3 separate regions of the Mus musculus genome follow, and regions 1 and 3 are each linked to region 2. A link is a contact called in ENCODE Hi-C or POLR2A ChIA-PET data. All regions are on one chromosome and are shown on one strand. Each heading gives the region's core, a stretch centred on a gene start or an enhancer-like site at or near the end of the contact. The rest is flanking DNA. Distances are from core to core; before and after follow the strand shown. Region 1 overlaps Slc24a4 (solute carrier family 24 (sodium/potassium/calcium exchanger), member 4). Region 2 holds the start of Rin3 (Ras and Rab interactor 3). Region 3 overlaps Rin3 (Ras and Rab interactor 3).

Region 1 (3,334 bases), core at 260-2,759, 41 kb before region 2:
GTCTGTGCTTAACATCTCACTAAACGCCCACCCTGCTTTGTCCCCATCTGTGTAGCTGGCCTGGGCCTGCCAGTCTGGGCCCCTGGGATAGCTGTGTCTGGAGATGCAGACTCTCCTGGGACCATAGACTTCCCTAGAGTTTCTGGATTAGAAAACCTCCATGGTATGTACCTTCCTGCAGCTCCAGGGCTTGTCCTCAAACTCAGGGACTAGTTCCAAGTCCCAAGCAAGGCCTGGTGGGCACATGTGTTCCTGCTTCTCTGGAGCCCAGCCTCTGTGACTCTCAGGCTGCCTTACAGAATAAGTTAACCCAAGCAGCTGGAAACATCTGTGGTACCAACAGCCCAGGGATTTGTCTAGCTCAGGAATTGCTAGCCCTGATCAAGCACCGTTTCTTTTTCTACCAAAGATAGACCCCCAAAATGACACCTGCTTCCTTACTGAGATCTCTGGGGAGATTAGCCCTGAGGGTCAGCCTTTCCAGGGCCCCTCTGCCATCCAGATGGCCCAATGGAAGTGGTGTCTGTACTGCCAGTGAGCTTCCCTGCACCTCCATGGGACCCACACTGTATATGCTCAGCCTAGTTGGCTGGTCAGGGTGAAAGCCACACTAATTTGGTAGCAGTTGTTTCTGAATTATCTGCGACCCTGAAAGCCAAGAGACATGTGGTCTTCTCCAGATCCAAGGTCCCCGTACTGAGGTTCTCCTTAGGACACACTGAGGAGGAGGATGTCCATAGAGCAGGGTCCTAAGAGAGCAGCCCATACCTCCAGGGCAGGTAGACTGGGATCGGCCCTAGGTTTATAAGAGACCGGAGCATGAGCCTTGGATTCCATCCAGAGCGCCACCTTTATAGCCCTATGTCATCCCACCGCTAGTCTTGATCCTCTCCTGTGTCTATGGGGTTAAGCCAGGGGACACAGGGCTATGGTCATCAAAAAAAACCAATGTGGCAAATGGTGTTGGAGCAGGACCACAGCAAGAGAAGCAGACTGGAATCTGTGATGACTGTCCCTTGTGACCTATGCGCTGACAGATGGGTATAGACAGCTCTGTGCATCCATCTACCACTCCCCTCTGGCCTCTCCATTGACAACCTGGTCCTGAAACATCCAGGAACCTGTGGGAGAGACACATAAAAGTCAGTTCTTGCTCTGTAAAACGGGGCAGCCCAGTGAAAGGATGACTTGTTTCCATTCCCTCCAAGCCTCGAATGTGGCAGAAGTAGAACAGCCCCTAGGACCTGCCCCTCTTCCCTACATCCAACAATGTAGCTGTGGGGTCTCTGGGTGGGGCCACTTCATAAGATGGAGCTAGTTCAAGGGGGCTCCAGCTGCCTGCTGGGTGGCTGCTTTGTGAACTCTCTATGAGCCCTTTGGGGAGCCGGTGAGCTTCCTCTGTAGTTGGCCCCCTTTCTCTCTTGGCTCCAGGATGTCCTTGGGTCTGTGGCCTTGACCTAGCCAAGAACAACAGCTTCCTCAGGTTCCCCTCAGTTCCATGCTCAGGAACCAGCCTGCTTCCCACATCCAGGGAGAGCTTCCTTTGTGTTCAGAGGTGTTTACAGGGTTGCCCGTGGAAACCACAGTGTCTCTTCCTCCTCTCTGGGAGCAGAGTAGCCATGGAAACAGTACCGGGTGGTGGCTGTCCGGCTAGGTGTGGACAGTGACCTGGGCCAAGGGAGGTGGAGGTGGAGGTTCACAGGCAGTTAGAGGAAGCCAGTAAATCCCACACCCATGACCTCAGTTCAGGGTTGTCTTGGTCTCCTTTCAGCTTAGGGCCTGTGGTAGCTCTGAGCTGCCCTTAGAGGTGCCTGAGGCTAGTGCTTTCCCCACGGGTGCCCCTTAGTAATTCCAGGGATGGGCACCTTTGGAAGGGGAAAATGCTGTCCCTGGGGTTAGCTGGCAAGCAATGTGGCATATCAAGGACTCAATCAGCCATACCCATGCTTCTGTGTTGTTTCGGGAAGGCTGGGGTGAATTCTGGAGTCCTCAGTCCTAGATTTGAAATTCAGCCCTGCCTCACGCCAGCACCGTTGAGCCGCCATCGTGCCTCACTTTTCTGATCTGCTTTCCTACTGAATCAGCATCCACAATGCACGGTGCTGGCACTTACTTATGGTGCTGCGGTAATACCATCAGGCCTTGTACCATCTAATGCACAGTAGGCACTCAGAAGAACTGTATCCTGTAGTGTGTTTTATCCACATAGTGTGTGCTGTACCCATCCACCCTGATTCGACCACATGCAGTGTTCTAGAAAAGTCACAGGCCCCAGAATTCCCGTGGGCCTGGTTCTGCTGCCGTTTTGAAAGTCAAAGGAAGGAAAGAGCCTGAGTACTTGTTACATGCCAGGTACTGGGCTACAGGCAGTCACAGACACTTGTCCTGGTCACGCAACATCTGGGCACCGGGCTCTATTCTGGCCTTAGGGCTGCAGGAGGGACAGGGCAAGCAATGATCACTGTTCCCTGGGAGATTCCAGGCTTAAAAGGCAAATATGGGTCAATGACCACATGGTGTGTTTTCTATTATGCATGTCCAATCTGTGTGTAGCCCCGGCTAGCTGTGAATGCAGCCATCACAAAATCTACCTACCTAAAACATTGAAGCTATTTTAAAAGGGGGGGGCAGTTCTCAGTCATGGATTTTATAGATAATAGCATTGTGTTGCAGAATAACCATAAGACAAATTGAAATGAAGTGTGTGTGCGCATGCGCATGTGTCTGTATGTGTGTGTTCTTATAACCAATGGGCTCTAGGTTAGACAGACCTGAAATTTAATGTATAGCCTAATAGAACTCTACTTTGTTCACTATGGCTTAAGGGAGCCAAAGGGCTGGCCACCCCTGTTATAAATGCCCTCCATCCCTCACTATATCTGCCCAGAACAGTGGGCAGAGGCCCTGTCTTGACCATCCAGAAACTAAGACAGTAATGCCCAAGCTTCCTCATAGCTTGGCCTGCCTTGCCTGATGCTGGTTTTCTCTTCCCACCCTGACGCCCAGAGGCTAGGGAAGGAGGAGGAGAATCATTGTCTCCTGGAAACCAGTTTATAGTCTGGCTCTACACTAAACAGTGGGCCAGTGACCGTGAGCCCTAGCCAGGGGAAGACCCCAGATAGGAGTTGTTTGTTGTACCTATGCTCTGGGATGCCCTGCTTGTCCACGGGAGCCCTCCTGACCCTGCAGATAAAATCTTTCTCTCTCACACTCTATATTGTACCTATCGGGATAAGATCTTCCTGTCCTACCATCAAGTCAGCCAACACCTGCTGGGACACACACCAGGTGCCACATGAAACAGAGCTCCTCTGGCTCTCTGAATTGGAATGCT
Region 2 (3,443 bases), core at 695-3,194:
TGGCTGGCAGCAATCTGAGTGCTCGGTGGGGAAGTTGTGTAGGTCAGAGTGGCTAAGGTTGCTCCCTGGAGACCACACTTTTTTGTGCCTTCCAAAAAGAAAAGCTAGTTTGATTGGGATGCAATTCAACAGCTTAAAGTGTATAATTTGATGGTTTTCAGACACAGCCACAAAGTTGTGCAATGAATACCACAGTCAATTTAAAAACATTTTCATCACCCCCAAAGAAACTCCATAGCCATTGCCAGTTGCTCCCCACTCCCCGACCCCACCCCACCCCACCCCACCTCTAGCGAACACTAGTTTACTGTTTGTCTCCGTGAAATTGCCTACTCTGAACACTTCATGCAAAAGGAATGTGTTTAACGACTGGCTTCTGTCACTTAGCATGCTTTCAAGACTCATCTGTGCAGAAGCACCATTGTTGGGGCCCCATTCTTTCTGTGGCTCAATAACAGTCCCTGACTGATGATCCCTGATCTTATTTACATATTCATCGATTGATGAATGCTTGGTTGCTCCCACATACTGGCTACTGTAAATTGTTTGTATTTCTTTTCTTTCTTTCTTTCTTCCTTCAACATAGGGCCTCTCAGACACATGCCAGGCAACCATTCTACCTCTGAACTCTAGCTCCAGCTCTGGATAACACAAATAAAGGCTGATATGAACAGTCATATATAAGGTTTTGCATGGACACACTATGATAGATAGCTTTAATTTGTCAACTTGACACAACCTAGAATCACTGAGAAGAAATTCTCAGTAAGGGATTGTCTGCATTTAGTTAGGCCTATGAGTATGCTGGTGAGGGACTGTCTTACTTAAGTTATTGGTGCGGGAAGACTCAACCCACTGTGGGCAGCACCATTCCCTATACAGGGTGCCCTGAACTATGTAAGAGTGGAGAAAGTGAGCTGATCACAAGCCAGGTAAACATGGTTACATTCATTTCTCTTTGCTCTGGATGTCATGTGACCAGCTTTTTGACATCCCCCCCCTCCCCCTGCCTTGACTTCCCCATAATGAACTGTAACCTGGAATTGAAAGCTGAAATAAGCCCCTTTGGGTACGTAGTTTCCCCTTCTGAGGAACTGCCAAGGCTGCTTCCCAAATCAGCTGGCCCATTTACCACTCCCAGCAGGAGACTGTTAACTAAGCCTTTCCTCTCACTTCCACAGGCTGATTTGGAGGAAATGCCAAAAGAGAAGTGGTTGTGAGGGTGTGTGGACACTCTAGCACTCCTGTGTAATCGTGGGTAGAGGCCAAGGATGTGGATGGAAGTTGGGTTACTCCTACAATGCACAATGCACAAGACAGTCCCAAGCACAAAACATTTAATCTGTCCCCAGCAGTCTAAATAATGCCCAGGCTGGGAATGAATTAAACAAGGTGATATCTTGAGGTCCGCTATTACCTGGTCTCACAGGCTTAGCTAGCTCAGGAGACATTTTTGAGTGTCTGGGCGCTTAAAAAAGGAGGCATTACGACTCGCGGTTGTTGTGTAAGCTAGCAAGTTTTCTCCTTTAGTCTCTCACTGGGTGCTGTACTCAGCACAGGTGCCTTAGATGTCAGGCTTCATGGACGATATCTGCTTTGTTAAACAGTGATCTTATCAACAGAGAAGGTATCAAGGAGAGACAGGATGGCCACCTGTCAGGGACGTGGAGGAGGTGCCCCGCCTTGGGGGCGGGAGTGGGTATGGGTCGTGGCTCCCCCGGGATGAAGGAGGTCCCATTTGGGCCGTGGGCCTCGTCACCTGCCAGCCCTGAGTGCCTTGCTATCCGGTGCCAACTTGGAGACTTTCCTGTGAGTTTCGCTCGCAGGCTCCGGGCGGCCACAGTCCGTGCTGTCCTCGACCCCGGCACCGCCCGCCGCCAGGCCCGGCCCTAGGGGCGCGGCCCGGCTTCCGCGCGCCCCAGGGGGCTCCCTGCTACGAGCAGCCACGGCCGAATGGCTTCTGACAAAAAACCCTTGACCACCAAGGCCGGCCTCTTCCTGCGAGCCCCGCGCGCTGCGATCCAGGAAGTGGAAGGCAGCGGCCCCGCGCTTCCCCACTGGGCGCGCGGCTGGCGGCGGCGCCCAGCCCGGCCCTCGGCGAGGGACAGCGCCAGCGCCACGCGGAGGTCGCTGCGTCCCCAATCGCCTGCCCCACGATGCGACGCGCCGAAGCGCCCTCGAGCGCCCACCCTGCCGGGTAAGTGGCAACCCGTGCCCGCCGCTCCCCAGGTGGCCCGCGTCCTGCCTCTTTTGCTCAGCTTGATCCCCGAGAGCCCTGGGTGCTCCGGATAGGGCTACGGGACGTCGTGGATGTCATGCTGAAATGAACACCCCCCACGAGCGTGCGGATCCCCCAGCAGGGACTAAGGGTGAAACTAGGTTCTGCAAGGAAAGGGGGCGGCCTTGGTGACTGCCGAACTTGGCCAAACTTTCAAATCCAGACTTTGTTAGCGGGGGGGGGGGGGGGGGGGGGGGGAAGCAGTGCACAATGTGCGGCTGGGAGGGTTTGGTGTGTTCGAGCCCGAGATGTCCGTGTAGCCATGGCTCTAGCCTAGGCTGAACTTTGGATGCAAGCACTCGCTGCCCTGGCCCAGCCAGCCCCATGCACCACGAAGCACCGCTGCTCTGCCTAAACCCCAGCTTGCGCCCTCAGGTTCTGGGACCGAGAGTGGGGGTGGGGGCGGGGGTGGGGAGTAGGGTGGTAGATAAGAAGCACCTACAACTTTAGGCAGGCCCATCCAGCAGCTAACTCTCTGCCTGGAGGATTGAGGCGCCACCAGATCCCATCTGCCACCCCACTGGATCGGCTGGGGACCTTTGGACTGGCCTTTGAAGAGCCTGGTGTGTGAGGAGGGTCTAGAGTGCTCGGGTGCAAATGATTGGCGGGATACCCAGACGCAGATGCAGTCTGAAGTGTGTGAAATTAAATGGCTTGGGAACAACCATTCGGAAGGGATTCCTACTTTTGTGCTCTTCCCTACCCCCCACCTCAAGACCTGGAACACTGCCCAGAGCTACACAAGGTTGGGAATGTCCTGTCATCCCGCCCAGCCCAGTCCTAAGAGAAGATCGGGAAGGGTGGGGTTTGAAGCTGCACCGAGTAGAAAGCGATTTCTGCGAAAGTCTTCTAGCACTTTCTGAGGTGCCATGGATGATGGACGAATCTGGGGTACCATACTTTTTGTATTTCCGTTTAAAAGTCCCGGGCCTGATCCCGGATGAATTCCCGTGGCTGCCTGTTTTAATTCTGTGACCTCATCTCTTTGAGCTTCCACTCTTTAGAACAGGAACGCTATCTGTACACATCTTGTACTCTCCAGGGTTTGGGAACAGTAGGGTGTAACTGGCCCCCATTCGGATAGGAGGGACTGGGATTGTCCTGGGGCGGGGGGTGGGGGGGTGGGGGGGGGCTTGGCTGCCTCCTTCCTCCTACCCCCAATCCC
Region 3 (3,517 bases), core at 307-2,806, 36 kb after region 2:
AAGTTGACACAAAACCAGCCAGTACAGGTCTAAACTGAGTTGTGAGGAACAGATCCATCCTTTTTGCCCTCGGTAGAATACTGATGGGGGGTGGTCACACTGCAAACTGGGGCAATAGAAGTTGTGGCCTTGTCAGAGGTATTTCTGTGGTTAGAGGGGGCCTCTGTGGTAGTGTGTGTGCTGTGCTTAGCAAGCACCCTGATCCTTGTACCATCCTTTCTTCAAAAACCACAAAAACTTGACATCTCCCAGGCCCCTAGGGGTCTGTTTGTTGTTTGTGAACACCAACCCTGTGTTGTCCAGATGTCAAAGGCTCTGCCTTTGTCCCATTTCACAAGCCATGAGGAGGCCTGAGTTCAGATTTTGTCAGCACCAGCCTCTTAAAACCTCTGGTGTCTTATAGAGAGTTCCCAAGAAGCAGAAAGAGAAAGAGATGGGCAGAGGTTATACACACTAACTGAACCCCCTTGAAGGCAGTGTGGAGAACACCCCTGGGACTCTGCCACCTGAGGGTCTGGGGACTTTGTGCTGTTCATCAGTCTGTTGCTATCATGAAGGTTAGACGGTTCGTTTTACAGTCTTTTCTCTCTGCCTGTTCTGTGAGAACTGTTACCTGCCAGAAACAGCCCTGGCTGCAAGAGGCCAGGCTAGAGTCTAGGAGTCTAGGGAAGGCCAGGTGCTGAGCCCAGAGGGAGTTGGGGGATTGGAGGGATGGGATGGTGGTGGTAGCATCACCTGCTTCAGGTTATGAGGCTAGTGAGTGACAGACCCACGTCTAGGCCTACCTGTGCAGAGTAGAGACACCAACAAAGGAGGAACAAGAAAGCAACAAATACACTCACCCTCATATCCCCATAGTGCACCTGCACATTAACCATGGATGCAAAATAATGGGGGGGGGGACAGTTGCATCTGCACTGAACAGTGCAGACCCTAAATGGTGCCTCATAACCCCCATTTACACAGCACCAGGATGGCTTAGAGAGAACAAAAGACCCTGGGGTAGTTTAGCCAAGAGAGGAAGGTGTGAGCAGATTATACTGAGATTCAGATGTCTTATCTAAGGACAGGGATGTGTTCTAAGATGTGATCACTAGGCTATCTTATCATTGTTGAGTCAACAACATCCCATAACATGCTTACACAAGCTAAGGCAGCTACTTTGCAAATATTATTTAATCCTTGAAGCCGTTTCTGACAGCTAGACGTAATCAGCATTCCCCCTTTCCAGATGTGGAAGTTGAGGCACAGAGATGTTGACTCTTTTGCCTAAAATCACACAGATAGGAAAAATGGGGTTGGTGATATAGCTTAGTGGATTCAGGCCAGCTTGGACCACAGTGTGAGACTCCATTCCATAGAAAAATGGGGAAAATGCCCATTGAGGGATCCTCAAAGATTCTGGGGAAGCCCTTTGCTACACAGTGTGGTTCCCATAGAACCAGTGCAGTGATGTCATTATTTTGAAAGAGACAAACATCATGGGTGGTCCCTGAGTTGAGAGACACAGCCTAGAGATCCTGATTCACCTCCTGCAGCATTGTGAGAGGCAGCCTTTGTCTTGCCGGGAGCCAGCTCACTTGTCCCCAGAGTCGGTGTGACCTTGGCCACATCCACTTCCTTCCCCAGGACCTGCCTCAGTCCTAGCAGCCTCTTCTCTGATAAGAAGTTGGGAACACTGTGGTCCCCCTTTTAAAAGGAAAATCCAAAAAAAAAAAAAAAAAAGTATGTATTCAGCAACAAGGCAATCAGAAAGTTGCCTCTATTTCTTCTGCACTTGGGCTGGTTTGTTATTTTAGTTAGAATGGCTTTAGAGTTAATGGAAAAGTTGCAAACATAGAACAGAGAGTACCCTGTGCCCTGAGAACAGAGCATGCCCTGTGTCCACCAGCATGCGAGCTGCCCTGCTGACAGCAGCTAACCAACACTTGCCACAGTTACTCTACCAGTCCTTGTACATTAGCGTCAACTAAAGCCTGGACTTGGTTATACCTCATGTCCTCTGTCTGCACCAAGACCCTCTCCAGAGCAGAGGCAAAACCAGTGGCTGCCCATCATTCAAAGGTCCCTTGTTATATTGTTTTTGCTGCTGTGATGAATTTCTGAGGGAAACAGTTTAAAAGATGAAGGATTTATGTGGGCTCATGGTTTGAGAGATCTCAGTTTGTATTTGGTTAACAACATTGCTGTGGACCATAAGCAAAACTGAATTATGGCTGAGAGCCAATGATAAGCAAAGCCTGTCATCTCACGGTGGACAGGAAGTGACAGAGCAAAGTCCATCACCTCCTGGTAGACAGGAAGTGGTGGAACAAAGCCAAACAGGAAAGGGCAAGCGGCATATAAGGACCTGCCCCCAACTGATCTACTTCCTTTAGCCAAGCCACACTTCCTAATGTTTCCAGAGTCTCTGAATTAGCTCTAAGTCAGAGTCCTGGGCTTCAGGTCTTCAACACATGAATCTGTAGGGGACATTTCCTATTGGAACCACAGTAGGTACCAAACAGCCATGTGCCTTGCCCTGGTGGGGTTGACTTTGCTCATTGCTGCCAGTTTGTGGCATCTCTCTCCCTCAGCCTCATTCTTGCCGCCCCACCCCACCCCATCCCCACCCCCTGCACACCCCTGCTGCCTGCCCTCTTTCCCTACTACACCTTGGAAGAAAAGTCACTCTGCTGTAAGCAGGGGTGTTATACCCAGCCTCCTGGATGACAGGACTCTCCATGGCATTGGGATTCTTCCTAAGATTCATCTCTTGTCTGTTTACTTAATCACAATAGTATGTAATCATGAGTCTAGTTTTATACCTTGGGTGCAAACTACCTTGCAACCTCGTGTTTGTACCCCAGCTGTAGAGGCCAAAGGTCAACCTCCTGTGTTGTTTTCAGGTTGGCTTCTTTGTTTCTTTCTTTCTTCATTTATTATTGAGACAAGGTCTTATAGAACCTGGAGTTCAATAAGGCGGCTAAGCTAGCTGTCCAGTGAGCCCTCAGGAATCCCCCACCTGTCTCTGCCTCCTCAGTACTGGGATCACAGAATGTGCCACCATCCTGGGCCTTTTGCATGGGTTCTGGGAATCGAACTCAGGTCCCGATGCTTGCAAGGCAAGCACTTTGCCCACTAAGATATCTCCCTAGCTCCTAATTTGCAACATTGTAGAAAGTTGTCCACAGAAGTCTCTCAAGTGGTTTGTGATGGTTAGGTTTTGTCAGTTTGACACAATCTAGGGTCGTCTGGGAAGAGGGAATCTCAATTGAAAAAGTGGCTGCATCAGATTGGCTTGCAGGCATTTCAATGGTGCATTTTCTTAATTAATGATTACTATAGAAGAGCCGAGTGGGTGAGGCCACCTCTAGGCAGGTGATCCTGGGTTGGTTAAGAAAGCAAGCAGAGCAAGTCTATAAGCAGTGTTACCTCTTGGTCTCTGCTTCAGTCCCTGTGTCCAGGACCTGCCTCAACTTCCTGCCACAACTTCCCTCAATAACCCCGACTGTGAGCAGTAAGATGAAATAAACTC

The links. A loop is a pair of places that touch in the nucleus more often than their neighbours do. ChIA-PET counts read pairs that join two places held with the same protein, here RNA polymerase II (POLR2A).
Region 1: POLR2A ChIA-PET joins it to region 2 with 13 read pairs in Patski. The contact joins the enhancer-like site here to the promoter of Rin3 in region 2. A Hi-C loop is called at or near these places in 1 of 37 maps with a recorded cell type or tissue (heart). POLR2A ChIA-PET finds 5 or more read pairs at or near these places in 1 of 5 experiments (Patski).
Region 3: a loop to region 2 is called in a map of heart, with 7 times the contacts of the local background. The contact joins the enhancer-like site here to the promoter of Rin3 in region 2. A Hi-C loop is called at or near these places in 6 of 37 maps with a recorded cell type or tissue (gastrocnemius and heart). POLR2A ChIA-PET finds 5 or more read pairs at or near these places in 1 of 5 experiments (Patski).

Annotation. Positions count from the first base shown.
Region 1 is chr12:102,240,727-102,244,060 of GRCm38, forward strand. The region is part of intron 12 of Slc24a4 (solute carrier family 24 (sodium/potassium/calcium exchanger), member 4); the gene reads left to right. Among named protein-coding and RNA genes, the nearest start is that of Gm25203, 11 kb to the right of the region's middle. Within about 2 kb of position 1,510, at least 1 of the 3 ENCODE cell types and tissues checked has a DNase peak (open chromatin) inside an H3K27ac peak, as active enhancers do; it is heart, where a contact is called at or near this core.
Region 2 is chr12:102,281,130-102,284,572 of GRCm38, forward strand. Rin3 (Ras and Rab interactor 3) reads left to right here and starts at 1,945. Exons shown (of 10, transcript NM_177620.4): 1 at 1,945-2,197. The coding sequence starts at 2,157.
Region 3 is chr12:102,317,800-102,321,316 of GRCm38, forward strand. The region is part of intron 2 of Rin3 (Ras and Rab interactor 3); the gene reads left to right. Among named protein-coding and RNA genes, the nearest start is that of Rin3, 36 kb to the left of the region's middle. Within about 2 kb of position 1,557, at least 1 of the 3 ENCODE cell types and tissues checked has a DNase peak (open chromatin) inside an H3K27ac peak, as active enhancers do; it is heart, where a contact is called at or near this core.